Regions from separate parts of the Homo sapiens genome. Here region 1 is linked to region 2. Evidence: chromatin contacts called from ENCODE Hi-C or POLR2A ChIA-PET data. All regions are on one chromosome and are shown on one strand. The core of a region is the stretch at or near the end of the contact, and the rest is flanking DNA. Distances in the headings are between cores, read along the strand shown.

Region 1 (6,000 bases), core at 1,657-4,156, 130 kb before region 2:
ACTCCAGCCTGGTGACAGAGCAAGACTCCATCTAAAAAAAAAATAAATAAATAGATAAATAAATACATAAATAAAATAAAGTCACTACGAGACTTGTTAATTTGTGCTAAATTAAGAATCTTACCAGAATACCCTTTTGTTGAAGCAAGAGATAATACTAAGAATTATTGCCAGTTTGTATGCTGCTGCAATCCAGACTATTTGAAGGGAAGATGTTCATGAAGTCCTCTTGGAGAGCTAGTGATGTTTTAGGACTCACAGAGCATTGTTGGGTAAGCTGTGTACCCTCACCTGCCAGGAGGTAGGTTGTGCAGGTGAAGGAGCCAGGGTATTTCAGAGGACGTCAGCGCCTTTTCTGGGGTAAACCAGCTTGTTAATAGAACAGTCCAAGACTTGGATTTAGATTTTCTGGCTCAAAAGTCAAGCTGGCTTGTCAGTATAGTTTAAGATTAGGGTTTAGAGACCTGGCAGACGGAGGGGAAGTCTTGGGTAAGACTCTCCTCTATTGCTCCTATTTGCTTCTTCTCCAGACCATTTATGTAGAATTTCCAGGACATATGGTATGGCTTTCGATGTTTTTCATCAGTTTGAGCTTTGATTTCTAACTTTTCTCCTCCTGTTTCAGGCTTATCCAGTCTAACCCAACTTACATAGTACAGTCGGCCCTTTGTATCTGTGGGTTCTGCATCTGTGAATTCAGCTAACCATGGTTTGAAAATACTTTTTTTTAAAAAACATTGCATCGGCCAGGCACAGTGGCTCATGCTAGGATTATAAATCCTAGCACTTTGGGAGGCTGAGGCAGGTGGATCACTTGAGGTCAGGAGTTTAAAATCAGCCTGTTCTACATGGTGAAACCCCGTCTTTACTAAAAATACAAAAAATTAGCCGGGCATGGTGGCACGTGCCTGTAATCCCAGCTACTTGGGAGGCTGAGGCAGGAGAGTTCCTTAGAACCCGGGAGGTGGAGGTTGCAGTGAGCCAAGACTGTGCCACTGCACTCCAGCCTAGGTGACAGAGCGAGACTCTGTCTTAAAAAAAAAAAAAAAAAAAAAAATTATGTCTGTAGTGAACATGTACAGACTTTTTTCTTGTCATTATTTCCTAAATAATACAACAACCATTTACCTAGGATTTACATTGTATTAGGTATTTTAAGTAATCTGGAGATGATTTAAAGTGTATGGGTAGATGTGCATAGGTTATATGCAAATACACCATTTTATATAAAGGACTTGAGCATCCTTAGATTTTGGTTTCCATGGGGGATTCTGAACCAATCCCTCACAGATACCGAGAGACCACTGTATTCATTGCCTTTGCTTTCATATGTCTTTCTTTTCTTTATTTTATTTTTGATAACTTTAATATTATTAAAGGTTTACAAGTTCATTTCATTCAGACTGGATCTTAACTGTCCTCCGACCATGTTCAAGTCTACTTTGATGCCATTCTAGGTAGTAACACATAGTTGCTATCATAGTTAAAGATGAGGGCATCTTTTCTTAAACCAAAATAAATTCCAGTTAAATAGTTAAGCATAAAAAGTGCAGCCATAGCACACTAGAAGAAAAGTAAGAATGGCTTTTATGATATTGATGTGTTCTAATCTTTACCTAAAGGCCAGGAGCATAGGAAGAAAATGCTTTCATTTGACCACATAAAGACTTAAAGTTCTATACAGCAAAAAAATCATATTAAGCAAGGTTGAAAGACAAGTGGCAAGCTGAGCAAACTCTGATAAAGGGTTAATATTTGTCCCATTCAAGGAAGCACCACCAAAGGACAAAAATGATTAAGCAACAATGGAAGAATGGAGAAAGGAAACATAGAGTGGAGCAATAAATACATGAAAAGATGTTTAACTAGAGGAAGAATTCAAGTAATGCAAATAAAAATGAGGTCATTTTTTAATCCATTAGATGGATGAAGATTAAAGGAAGGTCAACAAAACTCAATATTGACACTGGGTGGGAGAGCAGGAACCCTCCTAAACTCGCAATAATTGGTACAGCTTTTCTGCTGGGCAGTTTGGCAGCATGCATTGCAACTTAAAATATGCATACACTTTGACCCAGCAGTTTCACATCTAGGGATTCCTTTTAGAGATCTGTGTGGAGGCGTATTTGACAGAGTTGTTAATTGTGCAAAATTAAATGAAACATAAATATTCACTGGTGTCAATAGTACTTAGACATCTATATGCTTGTATGGTGGAATGTTTCAAGGTACTTGTTAATCTGTATTGACTGGGATGGTGTCCCTGACACATGTTTGATTAACAAATTATAGAAAGGCAGGGTATGTAACGGAAACCCCTTGGTATTAAAATGTGTCTCTCACTCTGGGCTTCTGTGCACATAAGTGAGAACCTGGAATGATGGTATCCTAAAATCACCAATATGTTACCCATGCTTATCCTTGGATGATGGGCTCAGGGTTATTTTAACTTTCTTTTATATTTCTGTATATGTATCTGTGTGCATGTGTATGAGTTCAAAGTGAGCATATATCATTTTTAAAACTGGAAACCTTCAATGTGAATTTCCGAGAAGAGGAATGTACAGAGTGTTGCAGGAATGTGTGGTAGGTAGGGAGTTGGGAGCAAGGACCTAAGTAGGATACCTACCAAAGGCATCTCTACTCCTTTACATGCACTCAAATAGACAGTGCAGAACCCTGTTGCAAAGGAAAGCCTTGCCCATGCTTTCGAGGAGAGCCATGACCTTGAGGTAGCTTGAGTGGGTGGCTGTGATCAAATGAACTGGGTGGGGCTGACCCAGTTCTGTTTTTGTACCTGGTACAGCTGCACCCTTTTTGCATATATCTGCCTCGCTGGCTAAAGCAAGGTCATGCACGGGCTTCCTCTCTCTACCAGTCATTTCCCCTTCTAGTACATTTTGTCCAAGGCATGGTCTGTCTGTAACCTTGTCTCATTGGTGGTCAGGGAGAATTGGGTTGGGTCAGACTAAATCCAATCTTATAAAACCAAAGACTTTGCTTAGTTAATTCAGATCATCTTAGAAGATACAAGGCTGCTGTTTTTTATATGCTTGATTGTAAAGTTCCTGGGGTTTTGTTCTTTTCTTTTCTTTTTTTTTTTTTTTTTGAGACAGGGTCTTGCTCTGTCGCCTTGGCTGGAGTATAGTGGCGCGATCTCAGCTCACCGCAGGCTCGACTTTGTTCCTGGGATTTCTACTTTGTCTTTTTCCATTCTCTATTTCTCAAGGTCATGGACTGCGTGCTTTTAAGTTTTTTTCTTGTGATCCTTTTCATTGCTTAATTCAGTAATATAGGTGGCATTTAGTAAGCATTGACAAAATGATGAAATAAGTAAGGTCAAGGATGGGCCTCTTTACAGATGACTTTTTTTTTCTTTTTTAAAAAAGCAGAACTGGTTCTTCCTAGGTAGAGGAAAGCAGAGCTGCTTTGCATTGCTGTAGGGTGTTGGAGGTGCTGCAGGTGGACCCTTCCCTGGGCTAGAAGTAGAGTACCCTCTGTTCCCTCTCTTGCCAGTTTTTGTCCCTTGTAGCAGAGGGACTGCTGTGGATGTGGAGCGGAGCAAAGGTTTTTCCAGCCTTCTTTATTTTTTTTATTTTTTGAGGTGGAGTCTCACTGTCGCACAGGCTGGAGTGCAGTGGCGTGATCTCGGCTCACTGCAGCCTGCACCTCCCTCGTTCAAGCAGTTCTCTGCCGCAGCCTCCCGAGTAGCTGGTATTACAGGCGCCCACCATCACGCCCGGCTAATTTTTGTATTTTGAGTAGAGACGGGGTTTCACCATCTTGGCTAGGCTGGTCTTGAACTCCTGACCTCATAATCCACATGCCTTGGCCTCAGAAAGTGCTGGGATTACAGGCGCGAGCCACCGCACCCGGCCTTTCCTGCCTTCTTTAAAACAGCCCGTGCTATAGACACTAAGGACACCTTTTATTATGTTCAGCTGACCCCTGGGCCCTGTCGGTGAGGTCTTTGAGTTTGTTACTGAACTGTGGCGAAACTTTCCGAATACTCAGGATATCATGACTTGACCATCACCCTCTAGACTGGAATGTTTTTAGTCATGTTTTCTTGGTTTGTTTGAAAGTTTGAGACTTAGGGAAGCTATGAACAATAAAATCCTTTTTCAGTTGTACAAGAGCTGGGACAAGTGGCAAAGAGGTCAGCAGGCCTTTCTTCTACTCTATCACCTTAGGCCTCATCTTTGAAAGGTGGACTGCTTTGACAGTGCTGCAGCTGCAGTGGCTTCTGACACCCGCTTGAATGAACTTGCAATAATGACATAAATGTGTCATGGTGTGCCATCATTGAAAAAGTACACTTGGCTGGGTGCAGTGGCTCACGCCTGTAATCCCAGCACTTTGGGAGGCCGAGGCGGGCGGATCACGAGGTCAGGAGATCGAGACCATCCTGGCTAACACGGTGAAACCCCACCTCTACTAAAAATAGAAAAAAATTAGCCGGGAGTGGTGGCGGGCGCCTGTAGTCCCAGCTACTTGGGAGGCTGAGGCAGGAGAAGGGTGTGAACCCGGGAGGCAGAGCTTGTGGTGAGCCGAGATCGTGCCACTGCACTCCAGCCTGGGCGACAGAGCAAGACTCTGTCTCAAAAATACATATATATATGTGTATATATATATAGTCACCATATTAAATGATCATATAGCCTTAAACCGCCTAGATTTTCCAACTCAATCAAACTACTCATCTCTTATTACAATGAAGTGTGCAGTTGTGGCTTACTTTGCAAGTGGGATTAATATCTACTGTTTATTTCAAGATAAGTATTAGTAACATAACCTGGGGAAACCATTTTATACACATTTCCAGAGCAAGGGAGAGGAGGACTGAAGTGTTAGGGGTATGAAGTTTTACCTTTCTGAACTGATTGTGAAGTATTCTAAACATTTGTGTGGCTTTGTCTTTATAGACTGAAATCGCCAAGAGATTGAATACGATTTGTGCACAAGTCATCCCATTTCTGTCTCAGGAAGTAAGTAAAATTGTTCAGCTGTTAAAGTGCAATTATGTTGCTTCTCTGTTTGCAAATTAGCTAGTTTTAAGATGTTAATTTTATCACAAGGAACAAGTGTGAAGAACATCTGTTACAGCTGAAGTGTGTAAACCCCCTGCTAGTCTATCCAACACATCTGAGGGCACACTGTAGAAATGGTGACAATAGCTCAACCCCCAAATTAATTTTTTTTCCTGTGGAAAACTGCAAAATGACTATCCAATGTACAGCTTTTGCTTTAAGTAGCATAAGCTTGAGAGCTACTGAAAATTCAGGTGTCTTTTATATCTTTTAAATAGAAAGCTGTTCTCATACTGACTTTTAAAAATGGTTCCATCAAGGTAGACTTTACTATGGAGGCAGATAGTTCTTTTGTACTTATGTATCAAGGCAGTTGTCTTAATGCTGTCCTTGAAGGGGTGGATGATAATAGTCCAAAATACATTAACTTAATGAGTCATATGTATGTATAAGCTATTTTGTTTAGTTACAAAGTCATAGAGGTTTAATCTTAACATTCTTTGAGGGAGGAATCTCTTTATATGAGTAATCTATGAAACTGACTCAAGACTATTGTATTTTAGCTTTGCCTTGAAAAGTTTACCTTCCTTCTGGATATAAGCTAGTAAATGCTGTAACGTGTTCTAAGTGTGCACGGGATGAATGCATCTTCACGCAGGGTGGAAAGTTTATTGGACTAGGAGTTGGAATACTGGGTATCCTGGTTGGCACCTGTTGCTCCATGCCGGATGGTCACCATCTCATTATTGTTGTAACAGCCTCTTCCACCATAACCTTTGTCTGTCTGATATGACAATAGATTTGTCTGCCTTTTGAGTATATCAGTAGTTGTTAGACTTTAGTGATCCACGGCTCTATGTTACATTCTCATGCCTCCCAAAGTAAATTTATGGCTTTGTTTTTATTTGTGGGTGGAGTTGGGAGTTGGGAGGTGTGGGGTGAGTTTCCATCTCTGAATTGAGGCTGGAGT
Region 2 (6,036 bases), core at 2,173-4,672:
GCAGTGGTAGAAGTATGACAGACAGTGAAAAGTGGAAGAGGCAGTCAATGGGAGATTCCACTGTGGTTGAAGCATATTGGCTCAGAATTGTTGGAGGAATGCCCAAGAAAAACAGAAGATGATGAGCTCAGTGAGACTCTTGACATGGAAATTTTGGAGTCAGTATAGTTGTTGAGAATGACGCTGTCTAGGACATCAACATGAATGGAAAGTAGATTATTGCAACAAGGGCAGGTTAATCTGGTCATTTATTCTGACAATACATGCTTCCAGGTAACTGGGGAATTTTAGAGTAGAGGGGAAACAATAGTTTGGCAGTAGAAATAAGGAGCAAGGGGAAACCTAGCCCATCTTCAACAGTTGTTGAGTGTTGGATGTGAGAATAAAAACAGTCCTTGCTTGAAAGGGCTGCCCTTGAAGTGATACCTGAAAACTCCAGCTAGAACAAGAAGGTGAAGGTAACTTTCAGAGGGAAGGTCACCAGCATAGGGCATTTTGAGTTCTTCAGGGTACAGGGCAAGGTGTTAGGGAGTCATGTGGGGGGGGTGATTGCGTCAGATTAGAGGAGGTGCAAACCCATATGGGGATAGAGTCTACGTGGTAAGAGATGACTCTGGGGAGTGGACTCTTTGTTGAGACTGGGATGGCAGGTATGCAATGTATGATGCATGTAGTCCTGATCACTTTAAGGGGACATGAAAATCAGTTCTTATCATGGCATCCACCGTGGGCATAATCTGCTATATGATGTGAAATGTGAGACTGCAGATACATAGTGGGATGTTGAATGGGAGGATCTTGCCAGAAATACAAAGGGTTCTATGGGTTTTCCTGAAATTGAGTTGTGGGCAATTTATGAGTGGATGGGATAGGAAGTCTTTCCAAAAGATAAAGAGTTCTGTTTAGAAATTTTGAAATAAATGTTGAAAGAAGAATTATAAAAAAAAGTCTAAAATAGTTATTTTAAAATTTTTATAATAAGCCTTTGGGGGCTATTATTTAACTGAAAAACTGCATATTTATTATTTTGTTAAATAAACAAATGATTTTAAAAAATGATGAGTTTCTAGAGAGGATGGGGATTATTTTAAGAGAGAACACTGAATAAAAAGGATATATATAAAGAAGAAATGGCAAAGACTCCTAATTGCTGATCCCAATGTCCATTTACTTCTTCCTCCTTAATAACAGAACCTCAGTTTTTGGCAGGGCACTGCTACATAAGTGAATAAATAAACAAACAAATAAATGAAAAGATTGCGTTACATAAAGTATTTTCCCAGCCTCCCTTGATGCTAGATGGGACCAAATGTCTAGCTTCTGGCCAATGAGATATAGTGGAAGTTGGACTGACCAATGGTGGGTTAAAAATGGCCAAACATCCTTTGGCAAGTCATTCATCCAGAGATGCAGTCTAACCTCCCTCACCTTGAATCTGGTCAGGTTCTAAGGCTGCATTCTACCTGCTGTGCTGTGAGAAGCCCAAGTTACATGCAAAGGCCATGTGCAGATGCTCAGGTTTAGAGTCCCAGCTGAGCTTCTGGCTGACAGCCAGCTTCATCTCCTAGCCATGTGAGTGATGCATCTTAGATGTACAGCCCAATTGAGCCTTCAGATGACACAGCCCCATCTGACTATAGTGACCCCCAAATGACAATTGTTCAGTTGAACCCAGTCCATCCACACAACTGTGAGGAATAATAATAAATCAAAGCCACTATGTTTTGGTATAGCTTCTGCACAGTAATAGATAACCAGAACAGTGTCTTTGTGGTAATGTTATTATTGTTTTTACCATTTGCTGCCCACCTGTGAAAGAATTATATGTCCATCCCCATAACCATGTGACTTGCAGTGTTTCCCTCTAAGAAGATTCTACTCTGTTTCTCAATTAGTGTAGAGTTTGGTCATATAATTGTCTTTGGTCAATGGAATGTGAAGAACAGGTGACAAATGCCACATACAATCAGAAGCTTTAAGAGAAATTGCATAGATCAGCCATTGTTCTCTTCCCTCTGCCACGAGACTTAAGCCTGCTTCTTTAGTTTAGATCCCTGTGTTAGTTTGCTAAGGCTGTTAGAATACCACAGACTGGGTGGCTTAATCAACAGAAATTTATTTCTCACAATTTCTGGAGGCTACAAGTCAGAGATCACAATGTCTGCAGAGCTGGTTCATTCTGAGAGCCACGAGGGAAGGATCTGTTCCAGGCGTCTCTCCTTGGCTTATAGATGACTGTCTTCTCCTGTCTTCACACTGCACATGTCTGTGTCCTAATTTCCTCTTATAAGGTCACCAGTTATATTGGATTAGGACCCACTCTAATGACATCATTTTGAAATTAATTACCTTTTAAAAGACCCCATCTCCAAATATAGTTATATTCGGAGCTACTACGTATTAGGACATCAATGTATGAATTTTTGGAGTGACAAATTTAGCCCATAACAATTCCCAAATGGGAGAAAATGTGGAATAGAGTTTCAGCCAACCCACAGACAACTTGTGAAGAGAGTGAGAAAAATATGTTGTAAGCCTCTGTTATTTTGGACTTTGTTGCCACAGCATAACCTAGCATAAGATAACCAATGCAGTCCTTTAAAGGGAAGAACACATTCTTCTGCACCTCTTTCTCCTTCGTGCTGCTTGGGATATGGACAACCTTGACACTCTTAGCCAGTTGGACCATGAGGTTTATGCTAAAGATTGCTGACTATGATGACTATGAAACTGCCACACCTACCATGGGTGAGCTACCTCTGGACTTTTTCTGGGACAAAGAAACTTCTATCTAATTTAATATAGGAAAGAAAATGATGACAATGCTTCCTTAATTAGAACTGTGCTTCAAGGAGCTCCGACTGGGCAAAGGGAAAGAGAGAACCCCAAACAGGTAAAGAAATTGTAAAGAGAGGGTAAAGCACACCCCCGTGTTGTAAATGCATATTTTTCTATAAATGATATTTCCACTTTTTTTTTTGAGACAGAGTTCTGCTCTTGTTGCCTGGGCTGGAGTGCAATGGCACGATCTCGGCTCACCGCAACCTCTGCCTCCCGGGTTCAAGCAATTCTCCTGTCTCAGCCTCCCGAGTAGCTGGGATTACAGGCATGCGCCACCACACCTGGCTAATTTTGTATTTTTAGTAGAGACGCGGTTTCTCCATGTTGGTCAGGCTGGTCTCAAACTCCCGACCTCAGGTGATCCGCCCGCCTCGGCCTCCCAAAGTGCTGGGATTACAGGCGTGAGCCACCGCACCCGGCCGATATTTCCACATCTTAAAAAAAATCTTGTAAATGAGATTGGTGAGTAATCTCAGCAAACATGGAGTATGTTAAAAGATCAGATATGGGTAAATGCCATTTTACCTACCATTCCAGTTTTCAAAAGGAGGAAGGGAGATTCTGCAAACTGTTGAACTGTGAGCTTTATTTCCGGGAGTTCCAAGAAGAGGAATTGGTTGGGTCATCATTACAGTAACCTCATTTCCTTCTTTGACAGATATATTGGACTATGGAGCCAGGGGAAATGCAGCAGTGTGTACTTTTGAACCAAAGCAAGTCATTTGAAAGGGCTTTCAAAATGTCTTCATAGATCAATTAGAAAACTATCCGTTTATAGATCAAAAAGGTGTACGAAGAGTAGTTTCTGTTGGACAACCAGAACGTAGTTTCTATCTCTATCTACTGTCATGGTGTCAGCTTCAACGTAAGGATTGGCTCCCTCTTGTGGTTAAGAGATGGCTTCATTGCTACTTGTTTCAAATATGGAGAGAGGATTCCTTCTGGATCTTCCTTCTCTGTGGTCAAAAAGCTTCAGTCCCAGATTGTGACAAAAGAAAGTCCCCAAAAGACAAACAAAAAAACCTTTTTCTCATATTTAATTGACTTGCAATTGAATCAGGAGTCCATCCCTGAACCAATTATTCTGCCCAGGGAGAGGAATGCTCTGCTTACCTTGGGGCTGACTAGCTAGGGGCGGAGCTTGGCTTTCCCCAAAACACATTGACTTCATGGGCTGGGAGGGTGTGCTTACGTATGGATGTGGATGTCTAAAGAGAGCTGACGAGTTAACAAAACAGGGAGTGGATTTTTTTGGTGGCCAAATATAATATTCACTGTTCTTGGAAGATTTTGAGACTGAGATTCTTTAATGATATAATGCAGAAGTTTAAATTTTGATGAGCTCATGATAGATTTATCAGGATTCCATTAACCACAAAATATCCTCCAGTTAATCAGATGAGTGAACCCAAGGGGCCGAATTGTTTATCATTATTTATCTTGTGGCAGAGACATGTGGGCCAAAAATGGACTTTGGCTTAATTATAATCAAAGTTAACACTCTACTACCTAATTATAGTGGACAAATATGTTTATCTTCTTTAGAACATTAGAGAAGGAGTATGTTCTCAGAATGGATAAGAACGACAGTCATTCTTTTTTTAATTACAGGAGAGCCCATATCTAGTTTATCTGAAGATTTGTTTCAAGTTGCGGGCAGGACATGGTGGCTCATACCTGTAATCCCAGCACTTTGGGAGGCCAAGGTGTGAGGACTGCTTGAGTTCAAGGGTTCAAGATCAGCCTGAGCAACACAGTGAGTCCTCATCTATGCTAAAAGTCAAAAGAATTAGCCAGGAGTGGTGGAGTGTGTCTGTAGTTCCAGCTGCTCAGGAGGCTGAGGCCATAGTATCACTTGACCCCAGGATATTGAGGTTGCAGCAAGCTATGATTGCTCCTTTGCTCTCCAGCCTGGGTGAAGAGTGAGACTCCGTCTCTAAATAAATAAATAGGCCAGGTGTGGTGACTCATGCCTGTAATCCCAGCACTCTGGGAGGCCGAGGTGGGTGGATCACTTGAGGTCAAGAGTTCGAGACCAGATTGGCTAACATAGGTAAAACTGAAAATACAAAAATTATTATTATTATTATTATTATTTTATTTTCTCTACTGAAAATACAAAAACTAGCCAGGCATGGTGGTGCGTGCCTATAATCCCAGCTACTTGGGAGGCTGAGGCAGGAAAATTGGCTGAGCCTGAGAGGTAGAAGTTGCAGTGAGTGGAGATTGTGCCACTGCACTCCAGCCTAGGAGACAGAGTGAGAACCTGTATCAAATAAAATTAGATAAAATGAATAAGTAAATAAATCAAAAAAGATTTGTATTAAATTGTGCTGGTATAAATTAAAAAGGAATTTGCTAGAATGCAGTCCTTTTTAAAATGCCATCTGAAATAGTAGTTTGGAATACTTAAACTTCAGTGTTATCCTCAGGGTGATATTCTTAAAAAGTCTCTCAAAAGATCCTTAAGCGTCTTGGATCATTTTATTGAGATCAGACAGATTTTACTTAAAAATGCTTAGAGTTATTCAATAGCTGTTGCTGTTTTTAATGAGATCCTCTGTTCATTGATGCAGAGTGTATCAAGGGTCAATGGTAAAAAGTTCATCTGAAACTACTTTGTTCCTTATGCTGACTATCTAATTGAGAAATCAATGTGTACAATGTATTGAAGAAAAAGAGACCACAGAGTTTAGGTTGATATTTGGTGAAATGACAGATCTGTAATTTTGGGGATGTTGAGAGAAGTCCTTGTAGATAAATCATCCTTTAGGGTGTGTTGCACGAGATCTAAACCTAAGAACTTAAAGAAGTTTTGAAAACCCTGTCATTCACAGGGTTTAATGAGTTCCATCAGCAGAAGATTGTCCCTGGGGGCTTTTATCACCTGAAAATGGTTAAATATTCTACAGCTCCTTATTACTCAAAACCTGTGGTCCACGAGCTAGCAATATCATTACCACGGGAAGCTTGTTAGACTTGCAGAACCTCACCTCCATCCCTGGCCTGCTGGTTGGAATCTGCCTTTTTACAAGATGCCCAGAGGACTCATGTGCCTGTTAAAGTTTGATCCTGGATTATTAAAGCTCAGTCAGGGAGATTTCCACAGTCCACAGAGCATTGTGAAGTGTGGGTGGGGGCAAACAAATTCATGTTTCTTCCGGTCCTCTTAAAGATAGTCCTTCAGCTTTCTCA

The links. A loop is a pair of places that touch in the nucleus more often than their neighbours do. ChIA-PET counts read pairs that join two places held with the same protein, here RNA polymerase II (POLR2A). Pooled maps may share reads with other maps.
Region 1: a pooled map shows a loop between it and region 2 (4-fold over the local background). The contact joins two enhancer-like sites. A Hi-C loop is called at or near these places in 1 of 168 maps with a recorded cell type or tissue (Caco-2) and 3 of 50 pooled maps. POLR2A ChIA-PET finds 5 or more read pairs at or near these places in 3 of 52 experiments (MCF 10A, activated B cell and activated naive CD4-positive, alpha-beta T cell).

The regions. Positions count from the first base shown.
Region 1 is chr9:81,652,962-81,658,961 of GRCh38, reverse strand. TLE1 (TLE family member 1, transcriptional corepressor) reads left to right here. Exons shown (of 20, transcript NM_005077.5): 5 at 4,926-4,988. Among named protein-coding and RNA genes, the nearest start is that of TLE1, 34 kb to the left of the region's middle. Within about 2 kb of position 2,906, at least 4 of the 41 ENCODE cell types and tissues checked have a DNase peak (open chromatin) inside an H3K27ac peak, as active enhancers do.
Region 2 is chr9:81,520,822-81,526,857 of GRCh38, reverse strand. No RefSeq gene overlaps it. Among named protein-coding and RNA genes, the nearest start is that of TLE1, 170 kb to the left of the region's middle. RefSeq lists an enhancer at 2,496-3,695. Within about 2 kb of position 3,422, at least 3 of the 41 ENCODE cell types and tissues checked have a DNase peak (open chromatin) inside an H3K27ac peak, as active enhancers do.